Linked DNA regions of Homo sapiens: region 1 is linked to region 2. The links are chromatin contacts, found by Hi-C or POLR2A ChIA-PET in ENCODE. All regions are on one chromosome and are shown on one strand. Each heading gives the region's core, a stretch centred on a gene start or an enhancer-like site at or near the end of the contact. The rest is flanking DNA. Distances are from core to core; before and after follow the strand shown. Region 1 overlaps WDR20 (WD repeat domain 20). Region 2 overlaps DYNC1H1 (dynein cytoplasmic 1 heavy chain 1).

Evidence for each region. A loop is a pair of places that touch in the nucleus more often than their neighbours do. ChIA-PET counts read pairs that join two places held with the same protein, here RNA polymerase II (POLR2A). Pooled maps may share reads with other maps.
Region 1: a loop to region 2 is called in a map of heart left ventricle, with 2.1 times the contacts of the local background. The contact joins two enhancer-like sites. A Hi-C loop is called at or near these places in 5 of 168 maps with a recorded cell type or tissue (Caco-2, PC-9, heart left ventricle and 1 more) and 8 of 50 pooled maps. POLR2A ChIA-PET finds 5 or more read pairs at or near these places in 1 of 52 experiments (H1).

What each region holds. Positions count from the first base shown.
Region 1 is chr14:102,209,434-102,216,900 of GRCh38, reverse strand. WDR20 (WD repeat domain 20) reads right to left here. Exons shown (of 3, transcript NM_144574.4): 3 at 6,374-7,467. The coding sequence ends at 7,021. It also overlaps a transcript of MOK not described here. Among named protein-coding and RNA genes, the nearest start is that of WDR20, 73 kb to the right of the region's middle. Within about 2 kb of position 1,665, at least 9 of the 41 ENCODE cell types and tissues checked have a DNase peak (open chromatin) inside an H3K27ac peak, as active enhancers do.
Region 2 is chr14:102,044,645-102,048,021 of GRCh38, reverse strand. It overlaps DYNC1H1 (dynein cytoplasmic 1 heavy chain 1), which reads right to left. Exons shown (of 78, transcript NM_001376.5): 72 at 3,324-3,377; 73 at 1-205. Among named protein-coding and RNA genes, the nearest start is that of HSP90AA1, 41 kb to the left of the region's middle. Within about 2 kb of position 1,506, at least 8 of the 41 ENCODE cell types and tissues checked have a DNase peak (open chromatin) inside an H3K27ac peak, as active enhancers do.

The DNA of each region.
Region 1 (7,467 bases), core at 416-2,915, 170 kb before region 2:
AGTGCAGTGGCGCCATCTCGACTCATTGCAACCTCCACCTCCTGGGTTCAAGTGATTTTCATGGTGCCTCAGCCTTCCGAGTAGCTGGGACTACAGGCGCCCGCCACCACGCCCGGCTAATTTTTGTATTTTTAGTACAGATGGGGGTTTGCCATGATGGCTGGGCTGGTCTCAAACTCCTGGGCTCAGGTGATCCACCCGCCTCGGCCTCCCAAAGTGCTGGGATTACAGGCATGAGCCACCATGCCCAGCTGAGAACTAGCTATTTTTATTTTTTTGAAGGTACAAACTAGCTATTTTTAAAAGACCAAAATGTCATGGTTTTCTTAAAAAAACAAAACTTGCTGTCAACTTAATAGTCTTTAGGGCTTAAAATCTACTCAGTGCTAGCCTGGGCAACATGGCAAGACCCTGTACCTACAGAAATAAAAATACACAAAAATTAGCTGAGTTTGGTGGTGTGTGCCTATGGTCCCAGTTACTCAAGAGGCCTAGATGGGAGGATCACTGAGCCCAGGAGGTCAAGGCTTCAGTGAGCCATGTTCGGGCAACAGAGCGAGACCCTGTCTCAAAAAACACAAACCAAAACGCCCTGTTCAGTGCTAAGAACAGAGCCCTGTGCACTCTTGTGGCAGTCGTAGGCCCCAGGAGGCCGCTTTTGAGAGCTGTAGGTCTGAATGTTCCCTCCGCTTTGACAGCCCAGACTCAAGACAAAAAGTGCAGATAGTTCAGCACTGGAGGCTCTGCTGACCCCGCACTCCAGAGACAGCACCGTGGGAAGCTTCTGGGAGTTCCCCACCCGATGAACGTGCTGGAGGCAGAGCACAGGGCTCAGCCGGCTGCCAACATGCAGAGGCGGCTGAGTGGGACCTGGATGTCTCATGACACAGCAGGGAAGTGACAATTAAATGGGAGCACAAGGGCCTGAGGAAGGGCTGTGTCTGAGGCCAGCTCGCCCTCACTCATCACACCTCAGGCAGGGGGGTAGGCCTGCGGGTGCCAGGGCGCTGCTCAGATCAGCTACGTCGTCTGTCAAGAGTGAGGGATGGTATTTCATAGTAAGACAATGTAAATCATGAGTTCTTCTCATCCCAAATGGAACGTCCCCCACTGCCCTGTGTAGGAAGCGCTCTGCACCGACGACGGGCCTGGTGTCTACAGCAGGACAACCTCACGCCAGCACAAAGCCTTAAGCAAACACTATTCAAGATGAGGAGTAGGCAGACAATGAACTCTAGCCAGGAAAAGAGCTCCTACTGAAAGCAGCCTACCTGGGGGCAAGGGGAGGGAGAGCATAAGGAAAAATACCTAATGCATGCGGGGCTTAAAACATAGATGACGGGTTGATGGGCGCAACAAACCACCGTGGCACATGCATCCCTATGTAACAAACCTGCACGTTCAGCACATATATCCCAGAACTTACAGCAAAATAAAAAAAAGCAAGCAGCCTACCAGCCGCTACCTTCTCCACTCTCCCAGCTGCTGGCTGGGTGGCTGGACAGAATGTCGGATGTCCAGCATCCGGGATAGTGAGTCCATGTAACAAAAGCCAGCTCGTGGCCCAGGACGACTTCAGAATGTCTGCATTCTCATTAAACAGAAGCCTCTACACAGCTCAGCCGAAACGCCAATCAACAGTCCTTCTCCCGGACTGGAGTTGGCACAGAGGAGGACCACATAAAACAGTATCTGAGACGCAGAACATTTCATCGAGTACGCTGCCAACTATGAGAAACAGTCAGCTTTAGTAAGAGGGAGCAATTCCGGTGGCTGGCTGTTCTATAAACATTAACAAGGTCCTTAATTTTACAGCATTTAAAAACTTTTCTGGTTTTGGTTCACTGGGATTTTTAAAGCTTAGATGTGAAAATGACTACTGAAAATTATCTACATTTACAGTTCACTCACACACGTTTATTTAATGTCAGTATACAGAGGACAGCCCCACAGTACTTCAGAATATCAAGTATGTAGTAAGTCTTGTTAGCTGTGACAGTGACAAGGCAACAGCTAAAAAAAAAAACAAAGCAGTGAAACAAACATGATTTCCTTAAAATTATAAAACAATACTGATACTAAAGTTTCATTAATTATTGCAACAGTAAAGAATTTAATTTACCAATATTTCATGTTAGGAAGGCTCTTTATGAAATTTATTCAAGTTGTCAAGAAATTGGATGAAAATATAAAAAAGGAAATACATGTGAATTTTACTTTTGATTTTCACTCAAAATATCCATACAATTTTATACAGTGTCGCCTAACATAACAATCTCTAATAAACTCAAGTATACAGAAATGATAAAAATGCAGGAAATTTTTTACACTTTCAAATGAAAGGATAGCAATTTATGACACGAAGTTCGTGTAACAGATGCGGAAATGAATAAAGAAATCAACATCAGTGAGACAGTCTCCCTCTACTGGAGGGGCACGTTCTTATAGTTCGTAACTAGGATCTGAGTTTCAAAGGTAACAGTTGCATACGAGTGCTTTTACATATAAAGCCACAGACTTCACTTCGGCCAGACTAATGTCTCCTCCCTTTGGGACATCACTTGGGGTCGCTGTGATGTGCACCTTGTTAACTTAAAGCAACACCCGACAGTCCCAATCAGCCCGTGGCGAAGGGTGTGCTCCAGACAAGGGGGGGCCCTGCAGGCTGCTGCCAGGGTGGTAGACTATAAACCTTCACCTTTGTCACCCAGACCAGACCGGAGGAGGCGTCTCCAGGTCACCCGACCCCTACCCACGCATGTGGAGGTTCTCACTGCTAAGGAACGAAACCTCAGCCAAGGGCACACCGACCGCCGCCATGGTGCAACCCCGCAGTCAGAGGCCAGTCCCTCCCCCATCCACCGGCACCGGAGGCAGGGCAGGGCCACCGGATCCCCCGCCATGCCCTCACCCACAAAGCTGGACGCCAGACGCTGTGTTCCATGAATCGTTCCCCAGAAAATCCACTGGTGAACTGCTTCTAGTTCTTCCGTGGGCAGTCAGACACGCATGATGTGGCGCTTGGGTTTCCGTGGATCCCTTCTCCAGCCGCCCCCAACCCCTAGGTTTTCTCCGCCTCACACTTTGAGCTCGCTCAACAAAGAAAGAAAACGTCTCCCTCCCAGGCGAGAGGTGATGAGGACCTTGTATGCAGGCAACTTCAGCACTCATTTCATACTTTACAATTTATTATTTAAAATGAACCCCAGGAAGTGGAGGAACTGGGGAGAAATGGCTGCCTGGCCACGTGCCAGCTGGGCCCTGGGGGTGAAGTCAGCCAGTGGAGAGCCCTGGGCCCCGCCCGGACGGTGTCCTTGCCCCTAAAATCCCATCCTGTCACTGCATTTCTTCCTCAGAATTCCTGAACGCCTTTGAGAAAAGAATGATTGTGATAGCTCCTTTCTGATTTTCCATGCCTCCATTTTTAAGGCATTTACCCTCAGTCCCCAGCTAAGGGTTCACAGGAAAACACTTCCAAACTGCTAGAAGGTTCAATCAGCACAAAAGAGAAATGAGATCCTTTACCATGATTTAAGCAAATTTCGACCCCAAGGCTACTGGTTATTTGTAAAGTGTCTACTCCTGCACATGCATTTGCTTTTAAAAGAAGGCAAGCTTTTCCAAAGGTTCCCTTCTCCAGGCCGCTGGGGGAATTTTTAATTCTCCTTCTGAATAAGAAAAAAGCCTCAGAGAAAGGCTCCAGGGCCACCAGTAGTGTTTAGAAGCCTGCCCCATCGCAGTCACAGCACAAATCTGGCTTCTTGAATTCTGGTGAAAAAGGCCAACCCAAGGAGGGCGAGTTGAAGCTCCCCTGGCCCTGGCCTGGCACCTTCAGAAGGTGTCTGACACCGCCCAGGGACCAGCTCGCCCCCTTGCCGGGTGGGAGCGGGATTCTCCAGCCACGCAGCGTGCACCTGACTTTCGTCTGAGCCTTTCATCTCTGTGGTTTGGTACACGCTGGAACAGTGATGCTGACTGAGTATTTAACAGCCTCTTCTTGCCAAATGCTGTGTTTTATTCCACAGATTAGGTTAGAAAAGATATTCTTGCTCATAATAACGTTTAGGCTGAAAGACTGAAAAATTTCAATGAGGAAGCTCAAAGTTTGGCGAGAAAACTACAAATATTTTCCCCAAATTTCTCCTAGGGTTAGCAGCACGCATTGCACCTTACACACCTGATATCAGGAACCACCGCGGCCACCCCTCCCCAGGCCCTCCCCAGGTCTGCGGGAGCCATTACTCAGAAGCACAGCCGAGGAGAAGGGCGCTTCCCTGCCCCTCTCTCCAGTGCCCTCTTCTCAAGCTGTTGGGCACTTTTAGTTCTGGTCTTGGAGAACACCTTGCATCCTGTCCTCCTGCCTGCAGAAGTGCTCTGCCGGCTGTCAAAGAAAGGGGCAGCAGTCAGAGGGGCAGAGTGGACACAGAGTGGTGTCGCCCTGCAGGGCCTGGGCCAGCCTGGGCTGAGCCAGGGGTCAGGACATGCAGTCAAAGGCAGCCCCTCCCCAGGCTGGCACAGTGCTCTCCACTGGGCCCTGAACCCAGCAAGAGGGGCCTTGGGGAGGGCACGTAGACACAACGAAGGGGCCCCAGACAAGGTACCAGACAGACATTAAGGACAGTACACTCCTTGGCAAAAACTGGAAGAAAAAGATTGTTATCAAGCCTCAAATCCAAAACTGACAATATCATAGTGTTTAAAACTGGAGGTGGGGGGAGAAAGACACACACAGGCCTCCATACTAGACAGCACACTTCGGAGTTGTTTTCAAAGGAAACATAACCTCCTCCTCTTGCCTCTCCCACCCCTGGTTCCTATCAGCAAATGACTCCTAAGTCACCTGTCAGTGTACCCCTGCAATCCCTCTTTCATCCCAGCCACTGCGACTGAGAATTTTAAAGAAGGGGGAGAAATCAGAGAGTCCCCAGTCGGTCACGTTGGTTACTCGGGCACACACCCCCACGGCTTCCCTGTCCAGGGCAACACCTTCAGAACTGCAAGGTCGCCAGAAATGTCACCATAAATGCTACTTACTTGGGATCGGCCACTCTCTATTTAGGCCAAATACTAAGTCCTGAATTTTGAAACTGCATACTCAATGCCTCAGAAGCATTTGAAACTGAACGTTTACAACTATGTAGGTGCAAAAGTTGCACATGGAGCGTTCATCACTAATCTCTCCACATGACCCAATTTGGCCTCCAAAGCGGAAACTGTCCACAAGGATGGCTGTCATGGCTACCTTAGATCAGTTCACCTTTAGGAACAAAGGCCCGTATTCCACAGGTAGAGAGGACACGAATACTCCTAGGAGCAGTGCTCAGGGATGTGAAAGGCACAGCCAGGAGAGATGCACCTGAAGGCTGCTGTGGTTCCCAGGTGGCAGCACGCGGCCATGCCATCACACTCAACAGAAACCACTGCGTTAAGGCCCACGATGGGCACAGGGTGGATGGCGCCACCGTGACATGTTTGCAGATGGGAAGCAGGCCTGGGAACCTGGCCCGGCTTTCCTGGGAGGGCTGCGTTAAGAGCACAGGGAGCTGCTGCTTCAGCTACCAGGGTCTTTACACTGCAGAGAAAGAAAAGCCACCAGGTCTTCACTTTGCTGAATCATATTCACTACGCAAACTGGTCTAAGTGATCGTTGTCTCTATATTTAATTACAAAGGTGTACAACCTAAATGCCCAAAATGAGTTAACAAGTAAGATAACCACCATCTTGACATGGAATACATAGTTCAAGGGGCCATCTCACCCACTGGGAAAACCAGAATTTGAAAAGCAGCTCCTGGTGCAGCAGTAGAGAGTGAGGGTGAAAGACTGCGGTCTCCGGGGGAGCAGCAGAGCCTCCCACTGCCGAGGAAGCCACAGGCCACCAGGTCCTGGGCTGAGGCGCTAGGGTGGGAGCCACTGAGGACGAAGCCTACGCACATGGCCAGCGTCAGCATCCCAAGAGTAATCCCGGAACCACAGCTGCCATCCAAGAACAAGGAGAGGGGAAACCTGCACTTCCGCTTCCTCTGCGGGGGACGAAGCCCAAACGAGGGCCATGTCAGGGAGAAGTCGGAAGACTCGGGGAGTCTCAGGCTTTACGAAACAAAGCGCGGAGGAGTCACGTGCCTTTCTGACCCAATCCCCCTCCCCCACCGCACCTCCCCGCCCCCGGCAAAAAACCAAAAAACTCCTTTTCCCTTGTTGGGAAAACACACAAGCAAAGTGCATCTGAAGAAAAGGTCTTCGCTTATGTGGCAAGAGGCACTTCTGCAATGCTGTTGGCGTCCTCGGCCCGCAGTTCCCACGAACTGTCAGGCTCTGAGTGAGGTACGGGTATCTTAGTACACAGAACCTCAATCAAAGTGCTACAAACTGCTTCTTTGAAAAAAGATGTTTATTAAACAACTTTAATTGTCATAAAATGACTAAAATGGGTTTTAAAAATTAAGGCTCTTCTCTTTCTGTGGATTGCCAGAACAATGTAAAAATAATATCAATCAACCCTGCTAAACGTTTTGTTCCTAAAGTTAAATTTCATAGATTCCTAAACATTTTATGATTAAGATAAAAAATTGGACTATAAATGACAATTCATGGCCATCTGTGCTGAACACACATTGATCAGGTGTACAATATTCTAATTGAGTAGTTAAGCAAAAAATATTCCAGTTAAAGCATAAATTTTAATTTCAGCATTTTAAAGTCATTGTTTCCCCACATGGTCATGATTTTCCTAAAATTGAAATAGTCTAATACAGGAGCGCTAACCTTGGGACTCTATATACTCCCAGGAGGATGACTGACTTGGCTGGCAATTAGTTTGATTATATTTTTTTAAATGCTCTAAGGTAAATTATCAAATGATTCAGAATTACATGGCATGCAGTATCCAAAATTATGGCTCTGATGCATTGAGATTTACATTAAGAATAAGAAGTGTCATTCACATTCATTGTACACCCCACCCCTCCCACGAAAAAGAAAAAAGTCACTACCTATTCAAGTTCTAGATCTGGTGCAGCATTAAGGATTAAAACTTACCACTTTACCAGGCCTTCCCCATGTGCAAATAAATCCCTCCTGACAAGCAGTGACTATACAGTCTTCAAGAAATATTAGTACAGTCAGTCTCTCATGTGCTATCTTTTTACATATCAGCGGCTCTAACAAGGGAACATCTTCCATTCGAGGACACAGGGGCGTTCCCAGAGTTTTAGCAGGGTCCGTTTTGGTTTTGGTAACTAGATTCAGTTTGTCACTGCTCTTGCTAGAAATGTGTCCCATGCTATGATTTCGCTTGTGATCTTTCTCGTGGTGCCTCTCCTTCCGGTCATGTAGTGAAAGTGTTGCAAATTTGCTGACCCCAGAAGCAATGGCCCCGTCCATGACACTGCTTTTGCTGCCAGCATTTGAGACTGCTGAATGTGGAAGGCTGTTGGACCGTGGCAGAGGAGGCGGCACAGAGTTCCC
Region 2 (3,377 bases), core at 257-2,756:
TTCTCCACGGTGCGCTTGAGGTGGCTCAGCGTCTGGGGGATGAGGTGCAGCCAGTTGGACGCGGTGGTGTGCAGTGTCCGCATCCAGGCAGGGCGCCCGTCGGACGTGGAGTCTGTCCTCGTCTTCTTCTCAGTCTCTGCGTAGGCCAGGTCGTCCTCATCCTCCAACATCTGCATCTTCAGCATTTTACTGATCATGTCCACACCTGGGCCACAGTCCCACAGTCGCAGCAGGAAGGAGGGAGGGGACGGGCAAGAAATCACAGAGGGAAAAGGGACTTGAACGTAAAGGCCACATGGTGAGTGAGTCCACACTGGGAACTGCAGCAAAATCTGGAAGGTGCTCAGCCGTGTGTACATATATATATATATATATATATACACACACACACACACACACACGTGTATATATACATATATGTGTATATATATATACGTATGTGTATGTATATATATATGTGTGTGTGTGTGTATATATATATTTTTGAGATGGAGTCTCGCTCTGTCACCCAGACTGGAGTGCAGTGGCGTGACCTTGGCTCACTGCAACCTCTGCCTCCTGGGTTCAAGTGATTCTCCTGACTCAGGCTCCCAAGTAGCTGGGATTACAGGCATGTGGCACCGCGCCTGGCTAATTTTTTCTTGTATTTTTAGTAGAGACAGGGTTTCACCATGCTGGCCAGGCTGGTCTTGAACTCCTGACCTCAGGTGATCTGCTCGCCTTGGCCTCCCAAAGTGCTGGGATTACAGGCATGAGCCACCATGCCTGGCCAGTCATGTATGTTTTTAAAGCACAGACAATGGCCTGACCAGAAAGCTAAGGAGACAGATACAGAATAAGAATTGTTACCAGGTCGAGAACATGACTGTTAAAACTGACCCAGCAAGACAGCCACAGTGGCTCACGCCCACAGTCCCAGCACCAGCAAGACAGCCACAGTGGCTCACGCCCACAGTCCCAGCACTGTGGGAGGCGGAAGCGGGAGCATCTCTAGAGCTCAGGGGTTCAAGACTAGCCTGGGCAACATAGTGAGACCCTCATCTCTACAAAAAATTAGAAAGGCAGGTGTGGTGGTGGCACCTGTGGTCCCAGCTACTTGGAAGGCTGAGGTGGGGGGATCGCTTGAGCCCAGAAAGCTGAGGCTGCAGTGAGCTCTGATTGCACCACTGCACTCCAGTCTGAGTGACAGAGCAAGACTCAGTCTCAAAGCAAAAAAAAAAAAACGGAACCAGCAGCCCGAGTCCAAAGACTCAAGGAAGGCTCTTCAGGACCCTGGGTTTGGGTTCACTGTGAGACCTGGGCCAAGCCCCGGCCGGCTTTCAGCCCGACCATGAATGAGTGCGTGCTCGAGAGGCGCTCCAGGAGGGGGTGCCACCTGCCCTCTTAACTCAGAAAACTGGTCACCACAGTGTCCCTTGGCCTGTGACTGCCACCATGTGGCTGGGATTACCCCGAGCCTTGTGGTGCCTGCAGTGTGCTCCAGACCCGCCCAGCTCGCCTGGCTCTCCCTCCAGACCCGCCCAGCTCGCCTGGCTTTCCCTCCAGACCCGCCCAGCTCGCCTGGCTTTGGCTTTCCCTCCAGACCCGCCCAGCTCGCCTGGCTTATCCCTCCTGATTCTGTCCTGTTAACCAGCTGTGAGTTTCAGCAATGCCCTTGTCTTCTTAGCTTTTCTTGTCTTCTTAGCTTTTCGTGACTTTTTCCCATAAGAAAAAGTTGAGATTTGATCAGCTGCTGTCAACCCCACGTGTAGTGCTTGGAGGCTTTGTGAAGGCCAGTTGCTGGGCCCATCCCCTGTCCTGATAGAGTGCGCCTGGGCAGGGCCTGGGAACCCGCATTTCTTTTTTTTTTTTTTTGAGACAAAGTCTTGCTCTGTCGCCCAGGCTGGAGTGCAGTGGTGCCATCTCGGCTCACTGCAAGCTCCCCCTCCCGGGTTCACGCCATTCTCCTGCCTCAGCCTCTTGAGTAGCTGGGACTACAGGTGCCCGCCACCACACCCGGCTAATTTTTTTTGTATTTTTAGTAGAGACGGGGTTTCACCGTGTTAGCCAGGATGGTCTCCATCTCCTGACCTTGTGATCCGCCCACCTCGGCCTCCCAAAGTGCTGGGATTACAGGCTTGAGCCACCGTGCCCGGCTGGGAACCTGCATTTCTAAGAAGTTCTGGGGAGGCTGCTGCTGCTGCTGGTTTGGGAGCCACACTATGAGAGCCACTGGCTTAGAGAATTTCTTAGCTCCCTTCTGGCTCACAGCACTTGAAGTCTTAAAAAACATCTTGTAAGTAAGTGAAAAGGAAACAAAGACTGCTAAAAAATTCTAGGGAAGATGAATGGTTTTAAAAAATCACTTAATATCAGGTACTTTTCAACTCTTGAAGAAAAAAAAAAGAAACTGATTTTCTTTTTTCTTTTTTGAGACAGAATCTTGTTCTGTTGCCCAAGCTGGAGTGCAATGGCGCGTTCTCAGCTCACTGAAACCTCTGCCTCCCGGGTTCAAGAGATTCTCCTGCCTCAGCCTCCAGAGTAGCTGGGATTACAGGCACCCACCACCACACCTGGCTAGTTTTTGTATTTTTTGTAGAGATGGGATTTCACCATGTTGGCCAGGCTGGTCTCGAACTCCTGACCTCAGGTGATCCATCCACCTCAGCCTCCCAAAGTGCTGGGATTATAGTGGGATTATAGGCGTGAGCCACTGCGCCCGGCTTTTTTTTTTTTTTTTGAGACAGAGTCTCACTCTGTTGCCCAGGCTAGAGTAGAGTGATGTGATCTCGGCTCACTGCAACCTCCATCTCCCGGGTTCAAATAATTCTCCTGCCTCAGCCTCCTGAGTAGCTGGGATTACAGGTGCCTGCCACCATGCTCACCTAATTTTTGTATTTTTAGTAGAGACGAGGTTTTGCCATGTTGACCAGGCTGGTCTGGAAATCCTAACCTCGAGTGATCTGCCCGCCTTGGCCTCCCAAAGTGCTGGGATTATAGGTGTGAGCCAGTGTGCCCAGCCAGTAACTGCTTTTCAATATGAGATGAACATCTAAATGTTATTTCTAGGCTCATTTACATAAATATCAAGCCTTTTCTCTAGAACTGAGTTGATGCTGCAGAGAAGAGCCAGTTCTTTCCTCTGCCTCCCCTCGGAGTGGAGCTAGGAGCAGCTGGAGACTGGCAGGAAGGCCGAGGCTGACAGAGCCACACCCAGCATAACCAGGGAGGGCCCTGGGACAGCAGTGCACACTCACCCTGCGTGTGGGGACCCTCGCCACCCACCCCGCGTGAGGGGACCCTCGCCACCCACCCTGCGTGTGGGGAGGATCCTTGTTGCCTACCCTGTGTGGTAAGGAGGACTCTCTCGGCGTTGTTGGGCAGGCCCAGCCAGGAGG